2 separate regions of the Homo sapiens genome follow, and region 2 is linked to region 1. A link is a loop called in an ENCODE intact Hi-C map of the cell type or tissue named here. Cell type or tissue: ascending aorta. All regions are shown on one strand. Links, peaks and the distances in the headings refer to the core of each region. The heading gives the core; the rest is flanking DNA.

What was found. Hi-C counts contacts between places; a loop is a spot of excess contacts. Peaks named below come from ENCODE experiments on the same cell type or tissue, not always from the same donor. Only the 100,000 strongest peaks of a DNase experiment are listed, where the experiment ranks them.
Region 2: it touches region 1 in a loop (2.2-fold over the local background); 12 of 110 quality-filtered maps call a loop at or near these places.

What each region holds. Positions count from the first base shown.
Region 1 is chr18:74,455,036-74,459,422 of GRCh38, reverse strand. It overlaps DIPK1C (divergent protein kinase domain 1C), which reads left to right and starts at 2,115. Exons shown (of 4, transcript NM_001044369.3): 1 at 2,115-2,361. The coding sequence starts at 2,164. In ascending aorta, for the core only: no CTCF peak of the experiment used is centred there; no DNase peak of the experiment used is centred there; H3K4me3 peaks cover 1,528 bases; H3K27me3 peaks cover 1,561 bases.
Region 2 is chr18:74,400,687-74,405,073 of GRCh38, reverse strand. No RefSeq gene overlaps it. Among named protein-coding and RNA genes, the nearest start is that of LINC01922, 6.6 kb to the left of the region's middle. RefSeq lists an enhancer at 1,522-2,022. In ascending aorta, for the core only: no CTCF peak of the experiment used is centred there; no DNase peak of the experiment used is centred there.

The DNA of each region.
Region 1 (4,387 bases), core at 262-4,261:
ATATGAAAAGGATTTCTTTACTGTGGGATTATAAGTTTATTTTCTTCTGAATACTTTATAAAATGCCAAAAGAAGTGGGCTTCATAACGGATTTTTAAAACCCACAAAAGTAAAACACCATGTAGATCTGAATGTGGTTAATTTTGATTTCAAGTTCTGCTTTCCCCCCTGTAATTTCTGTTCCTATGTTTTAAAAGATAAGTAGTCACACTGCTTCATCTCATTCTTCCCATTCCTGCACTCCCCTCCCCACACCAAATACAATTCTTGGGAAAGGAAAACAACTTCACATCAGGTTGAGATTTCTTTTTCTCCTTTTAGGTACAGGGTCTCGTTCTGTTGTCCGGGCTAGAGTGCAGTGGTGTGATAACAGTCATTGCAGCTTCAAATTCCTGGGCTCAAGCAGGTCCCCTGCCTCTACCCCCAGAGCAGCTAGGACTACAAGCCCACATCACCATGCCTGCTAACTTTTTTTTTTTTTTGCCCAGGTTGGTTTCAAACTGTTGGCCTCAAGCAATCCTTCTGCCTTGGCCTCCCAAAACACTGGGATTGCAGGCATGAGCCAGCAGGCTTGGCCTTGAATTGAGAGTTTAATGCAGTATTTTACTAGGATGCTTTCTATGCTCCACACCTATTTTGAAATGAAACAACACAGTTTCCATACAGCCAGCCTGTGAAAATATGGTACTTCTGGTTGGGCGTGTGCTGGGATGGATGGAGGTGGGGGGAAGCTTCACACAGAGAGAGCTTCACCTGGCCTTACCGCTGTTGATTGAGTGACACCCAAACCCTGCTGTTGATTGAGTGACACCCAAACCCCAAGGGTCTGTTGCATTCGGGGCATATTTGTGATGTGCCCGAAGTGCTTCTTGGGGCTCAGGGTTTGTTCATCTGATGTTTGGTCATTCCTGGGGACTCCTACCACCGAGCCAGCCATAAAACAAAGTTAAAGCAGCGAGTTGCAGAAGAGACAAGGGCAAGAAGCCAGCTCCTGTGGGACAATCACAGCACGCAGTGATCAGGGCATGTTTCTATTATCTCTAAACTCGGGAACGGGTCATGTGAAATTCAGGCGCAGGGCAGGCGGGAGAGCGATCCGGGATGGGCTGGCACGTACTGGGCACTGAATAAGCTTTTGTTCAGTGAATGCAGGAGCCCCGGGCGTGGCGGCTTTCACAGCCCCTCAGCTGTGACAGTTCCCCTGGGGTGGCGCCGCCTCCCCCTATCCTGGGGAAAGGCGTTCAGGGAGTGAGAAGCATCCCTGGGTGGGGTGGGGGATGCTGGTGAGAACCAGGGACGCCCTGTGGGCCCAGGGCCAGCCTGCTTTACAGAACAATTGGGATGGGAACACGGATGCCTGCTCTCCCAGATGATACTGCGAATCTATAAATATAGACTTAGACACACGTGGTGGACGTGTTCTCCTCCCCGGGGTAACGGAGATGTTTCCAGAGAGCAGATCTTTGCAGCCCTGAGAAGGACGCCCGAGAGTTTGTGCAGCCTGGGAGACGGCGGGGGGTTTGATTCAGGGGTGCCCGTGGGAAGGGGAGGGCTGGGTCGTCCCAGAACCTACTGACTGTCCTCGACCCCCGACTCTCTGCATGCTCCGGATCTCACTCCCGGGAGGGCCCGGAGAAAACCCAAGTTGGGGTGAGACTCAGAGGGGGGCGGTTCTAGTGGAGAGGTAAACGGGGGGGGACAACGCTGCAGCCCCCTGGGGCGAGGGTGCGCTCTACAGAGCGCTGGGGGCAAGGGCACCTGGCCTCTCAGAGAAGTTGGTGGGGGAGGGCAATGTGACAATTAAAGATATGTAGTCTTGAGGAATCAGTCCCCAAAGAGAGAGGCGATTGAATCTACCCGGATTTCGTTTAAGTGGGGAGCTGGTCTTCTTGGGGGAAAAAAGTGCAAAAAGAAAAGTAGAGAGGGTGGAGCAGGGGATGCGGCGAGTGGACCCCCAGTGGGTGCTCGGGGCGCGCGGGGTGTTGCTGCTGCTGGACGCCCTCCCCGCACCTCCGCCCCAGGCGCGGGGCCTGCCCCAACCCTCGCGCGGCCCCTCCCCCGTTCCCCCTCCCCGCCGAGCGGGCCTGAGCCGCGGAGCAGCTACGCGAGTGCGGAACTCGGGGCGCGGGCGGCGGTGGGGCCCGGGCGCGGGCAGGGCTGGCCATGGCGCGGGCGGCGGGCGCGCGGGGCCCTGCCGGGTGGTGCAGGAGGCGCGGGCGCTGCGGGCGGGGCACGCTCCTCGCCTTCGCCGCGTGGACCGCGGGCTGGGTGCTGGCGGCCGCGCTGCTGCTCCGCGCGCACCCGGGTGTCCTCTCCGAGCGCTGCACCGACGAGAAGAGCCGGCGCATCCTGGCCGCGCTGGTAGGTCCCGCCGCCGCTCTGCCCCGCGCCGCGCGTCCGGGGAGGGGGGATCACACCCGCTCCCGGTCCCCAGCCTTCCCGGGGACTTGGGTGGCGGTGGCACCCGCCGGGGACATGGGTTCCCGACACCTGCGTGGAGTGCCAGAGGCGCACGCCCCGGTCCCCCGAATGGGGACGCAGCCGGCAGTGCTCTGTGGGCGCGCTGGGGGTGTCTCTCCCCTTTTCGCCAGAATTCGCCCTTTGTCCCCAGACAGCCTCTCCGTCCTACCCTCGCCACCCCTGAGCCCGAGCTCCGGAAGAAAGTTTGCGGGTCTGATCCGAGTGTCCAGGGAGGTGCCGCGTCCGGTGTCAGGCCGCCGGGCTCGGGGCGCAAGCCAGTGCGGGGTTCGGGATCCGGGGTGCCACGCCTCTGTCTCTCGGGTCCGCAGCGCTCCAGCCCAGCCCGCGTTCTGTGATTCCACCCTGAGCTGCCAGGTCACCCCCTATCTCACCGAGCCCATGCGGAGGGCTGGTCTGACCCCGGCCCCCCTGCGCTCCAGAGCCCAGGCTCTCCGCGGTCGCGGTCTGTGGGAACCGACGCAGTGTGCGCTCGGGCGAGCAGAGAGCGCTGCGGAGGCGGCTGGGACCGGGAGGATCCCGGGTCCCGGTCCTCGACAGGCGCCTCCTAACCTGGGAGGGCCCGAAAGCTCGCACCCAGCAGCTCCTCAGCTGAGCCAGAGAATTAGGGAGAGAAAGAAACATTTCGCATTTTGCAGACTGCTGCGTACGCTGGGCTCACATCATATGAATGAAACGCCCACCTTTAGTTGATTGGAAACTTGGCTAGCCGTTCTTTCAGGCGCAAAGGAGACTTCAGTAAAGGTGGGAGTCCCCTAAATCCCAGAAAGGGGAAGATAGTAGCAGCTACTCTTACATGACTTCTTAAGCGATTATTCATTTCCTAAAATAGTGACCATCTAAGCATTTGGTTTGAAAAGAGATCTATTTTCTAAAAAATCTTCAAGAAACACATGGGAAGTTTTCAGTCCAGTTGCTTACATATGGGTGGGCCTTTTGAGATTGTAGATTTTCAAAATGTGGGACCACAAAGTTTTTAAAGTAAATGATTTTTTAAGTGAGATTGAAATTGTTTTTTAAAAAAATGAGCCAGGTATACTAGCTAAGACAAGTTATGCTCCTAATTGATTCTGACGCGTGTCATCGTGTCATCGTGAATTGAACATAGGTGAGTCACTCATAGATTCTATTGACCCCTTCTAGTGTTACACTGAAGTTTTAGCAAGTTTTGTTGTTGTTGGTTTGGTTTTTTTTTTCTTTTTCTTTTTCTTTTTTTTTTATGGAGTTTTGCTCTTGTCTCCCAGGCTAAAGTGCAATGGCGTGATCTCGGCTCACCGCAACCTCCACCACCATGCCTGGCTAATTTTGTATTTTTAATAGAGATGGTGGTTTGTCCATGTTGGTCAGGCTCGTCTCGAACTCCCAACCTCAGGCGATCCGCCCACTTCGGCCTTCCAAAGTGCTAGGATTACAGGCGTGAACCACCACACCGGGCCAGTTTTATGAAGTTTTAAGTTGCAAGAGCTCTTTGATTTTTCTTAGTAACCCATAAAAGTCCTTTTCATTTATAAATTTTTCCCCCCTGGTTTTCTTTTTTTGTGAAGGGAGTGCTGATAGACTAATTATAGTAAACAAACATTGATGGTTTAACTAGAGGGGAATACCTATTTACAAATTTAATGTAGTAATCCTTTAGATTAAGATAGAAAACGAATGCCATTTTTCATTTACCTTTGGTTAAGTGAGGAAAGGCTTAATAATGGAAATTAAATCGTCTAGTATAATTTAAGTAATTGCTAATCATGACTTTCCCAGCATTCCAGGTCATGAATTAAAACCAATTCTGTTTAGAGGCTTTACCAATATATCTTCAATGGCAGCCATATGGAATCATTTCTAGTCAGACATAAAGCTGGAGAGGTTGGTTCTGCCCCTGAAGATCGAAGGTTTGGCAGTCTTTCCTATTGCC
Region 2 (4,387 bases), core at 88-4,087, 54 kb after region 1:
CTCTCCACACAATGGTGTGTCATCTAGCCATAAAAAAGAGTGCGGCACTGACACAAGCCACAATGCGGATGAACCTTGATCACATAATGCAGAGTGGAAGAAGCTCAGGCACAAACAGCTATGTGTCCTATGATCCCGTTTGTATGTAATAGCCAGAGTCTGCAAATCCAGAGCAAGGGAAAGTGGATCCATGGTTGCCAATGGGCGGGAGGAGATGGAAGTTGAAAGGGACTGGTTTGTGGGTTCCTTTTGGGGTGATGAGAAAGTTCTGGAACTAGGTAGTGGTAATGATCGTCCAAGATTGTGAATGGACTTAATACCATGGAATTGTACACTTTAAAATGATTTAAAAGGTAAATTTTATGTTATATGTATTTTACTACAATAAAAAAATGTGCTGATTAGAGAAGAGAGATGCTAATACTTCTCCATCCCTCAGCTATGGACAGACAAATGTTATTGCACAGGTTTCTTCTGAAGATAACTGGTTTTTGTTTTTGTAGGCCGATACCTGTATTGAGTACTAAAAGATATATTAAATAGGACATTAAGTATACTAATCATAAAGGAAACGTTTGATAAATTGAGCTATATTAAAATCAACCACTTATATGTTCAAAAATGACCAGTAAGAGTGATTTGGCAAGCCACAGAGTAGAAGAAAGTGTTTGCAATACATGGATATGATAATAGATTTGTTTTTGTTTTTGAGACAGAGTCTTGCTCTGTTGCCAGGCTGGAGTGCAATGGCATGACCTCAGCTCACTGCAACCTCTGCCTCCCAGGTTCAAGCGATTCTCCTGCCTCAGCCTCCCAAGTAGCTTGGACTACAGGCGTGTGCCACCACACCCAGCTAATTTTTGTATTTTTAGTAGAGACAGGGTTTCACCATGTTGGCCAGGATAGTCTCAATCTCTTGACTTGGTGATCCACCCACCTCAGCCTCCTAAAGTGCTGGGATTACAGGCATGAGCCACCACACATGGCTATGATAATAGATTCTATGCAGAATACATAAAACATTGAAATCAATCAACAGGAGAAAGAGCATGGAAGGAAAAATGGTGCAAAGTCTTGGCCGGACACCCTAAGTAATATGTGCAAAGAGCCAAGAAATAGGAAGAAGTTTTTACTGATAGGCCTGTGTTCTTTCTTCTAGTCTCAGGAATGTAGTTCCTCATGATCTCTATGAATTTATTTATTATTTTTAATTAATTTTTAAAATTTCTGTCCGGGTTCAGTGGCTCACACCTGTAATGCCAGCACTTTGGGGGACTGAGGTAGGTAGATTGCTTGAGCCCAGGAGTTTACACCAGCCTGAGCAACATGTTAAAACCCTGTTTCTACCAAAAGAAAATGCAAAACATTAGCCAGGCATGGTGGTGCGTGCCTGTAGTCCCAGCTACTCCCGAGGTGGAGGTGGGAAGATCACTTGAGCCTGGGAGGTTGAGGCTGCAGTGAGCCATGATCATGCCACTGCACCATTATAGCCTGGGTGATATAGTGAGACCCTATCTCAAATATATATATATATATATATATTAAATTTCTGATTGACAAATCATAATTGTATACATTATGTTATATTCATGTTTTGATACATGTATACAATGTAATGTTTTGATACATGGTTTTGATACATGTATACAATGTGATGTTTTGAAATATGTATACAATGTGGCATGATTAAATCAAGCTAACCAGCATATCCATGGCCTCATTTACACACACACTTAGATTTATGTTCTTGAACTAGAGTGTTTCTTGAAAAGAACTTGGTCCTATGAAGTTCATACACACATAGAGACACATCTTTGGAAGTGAGAAGACTTTGGCAGCCCGGGTCCGCGGGTTCATGGAGCAGGCTGATTCAAATCCTCCATGCTGGCCGTTTGGGGACAGGTTTCCAGATGTGGCTGGGGGTGCTGTTGTAAACAGTGTTATTCCCTCTTCAGAAGGAGAGGCAGCAGCAATGGAGATGGGAGGAGAGCCAGAGGATGGCATGCAGGCTTAATCCTGCAGAGGCTCTGCAGTGCGGACGAGGCCTGGGGCTTGGTCTCGGGCTTTGGAGATAAGCAGGCTGCTGGTGACTTCCGAGAGCCACTTGCAGAGGGCTGGGCTGCAGGCTTCCCCTGCAGGAAACCCAGCCAGGACAGAAATGGAATAAGAAGAGCCCAGGGTGTGAGAGTTTGAAAAGTGCCACTCAGCTTCTGTTCTTTGGTTGTTTCTCTACCGGAATGCCATTCCCCTTTCACCTGGTGGCCTCTCATACATGCCTCAAGGCTCAGTTCAAATACTGCATACTTTCCTCTAGGAAGCCTCTCAGAGCCCATGCAGTCCGAGTCAGCTCCAACTGCATTTATGTATCTCGTCACTGAAGCTTTGTCACATTTGTAACTCACATGGGGATTTTTGGGCTGCCCCTCTTGTTTTTACTCCACTCCCATTTATAGGTTGGACTAAGTGAAGCAGAGACTGTTCAGTTGGCCTTCAGTGGCCATTCTCTTTTTCCTTAATATCAGAAACCTTATTTTATTGAGAGAATTGGTATATCCTTTTTGCCCTTCCCCCTTCTTTCTTCTCTTTTCTATTTATTTATTATTTATTTATTATTATTATTATTATTTTTTGAGACAGAGTTTCACTCTTGTTGCCCAGGCTGGAGTGCAATGGCGCGATCTCAGCTCATTGCAACCTCCGCCTTCCGGGTTCAAGTGATTCTCCTGACCCAGCCTCCCGAGTAGCTGGGATTACAGGCATGCACCACCACACCCAGCTAATTTTGTATTTTTAGTAGAGGTGGGGTTTCTCCATGTTGATCAGTCTGGTCTCGAACTCCTGACCTCAGGTGATCTGCCCGCCTCGTCCTCCCAAAGTGCTGGAATTACAGGCATGAGCCACCACGCCCAGCCACCCTTCCTCCTTCTTTCTAGCTGCCTGGAAGGCAGATGTGATGACTGAAGCTCCAGCAGCCATGATGGATAAAGAGGTTTCCTTAAGTGTGGAAGCCACTGCTTAGATAGTGAAGCAGAAAACTGGAAGGAGCCTGGATCTTATCATGGACCTGCCATATCAGCCTTGGACTGCCTTTACATGAGAGAGGAATACACATGTCATTTAAGCTACTATTATTTTGGATAGTTCTGTTATACATAGGCTAAGCAGAATCTTAACTGATAGACTTAGCATATCCTTGCAACTCAAAACTCCCTCTACCAACTCCAGAAGCATGGAAAAGTAATGTCAATTTTATGAATATGTCTGAAAAGATGGAGAAGGATATTATATTGCAAACCACATGAATTTCTAAAATCCCTTTAAAAATGTTTCTGTTCTTTCTCCAAGATACTTTTCCCTAGGGCAGCTGTTTAATTCCTATTATTTCCCTCTCTAACCCTCCAAATCTCCTCTTAAGCAGAAGCAACCATTTTCTCCCCAAGATCCTCAAAGCTTTGTCAACTTGCACATTCCAGCCAAGCAGTCTGCTGAGCAAGACAAGACCACCAGTTGCTCACTAAGTATGTCCCATGGAGTCTCAAGTTATTCTGCCACACTTTCTGTTATAAGTAATTACTTACACCTTTGTGGGTGCTTCACTTCCTTCCCCTCTACTCCATATGGTGGAGTCCTGGATGGCCCAGAACTGCTTCTTGCACCATTGTATCTCATTACCTGGCATAGCACCTGGTGCACTGGTGCTCAGAGCTTGTTGGATAAATGATGTGTAGAGTTCAACCCAACAATCCCTGGTCCTCTTTCCTGTGGCCACAGTCCCCATCACAAACGCCAAAGTAAATCAAGTCTTGTATCTCTTTGCCAAGTGAAGAATCTGGCTGAACGATGGTTATGCTCTGAGCCACTGGGAGTCTCTACTCCTCTGACCTTGGGGGACAGGATTTTACCTCCTTTTTGGTCTCTTTCTAAGTAGGGTGCAGGACAGGGAGGACGAACTTCAACTGGTCTGTTAGCTACAAAGTTGAAAGCAAATGTGCATCCAGGCTTCCCGTGTTTTCTGCGGGCTTTGCTCCATGCTTTCACAGGCTTTATCCCAAGCCTATTGGACAATTATTTTTGGCTCATTCAGTGAATGGCTTTCAGTCAATTTCTTCTGTTTTGAATGCTTGATGTAGGGCTCATCCTCATGTACTATAGTATTCAGAATATTACTGGAAAGTATTTCTTGTTAACAAATCTTTTTATCCTTAGCCCAGTTTCCTGTTCTTGGGTGCTGTGTGTGGCCTATCTGGTCACCTCGGTAAAGAATTCTAAGTGGGTTCCCTACTGAGGAGTTGCTTCTCAGATCCCACATCTGAAAAATACTGTCCTAGAATTTACACAATGTTTCATGTGTCCAGAGTCTTTAAGGATTGGTGGTAAGCAGTGGGGG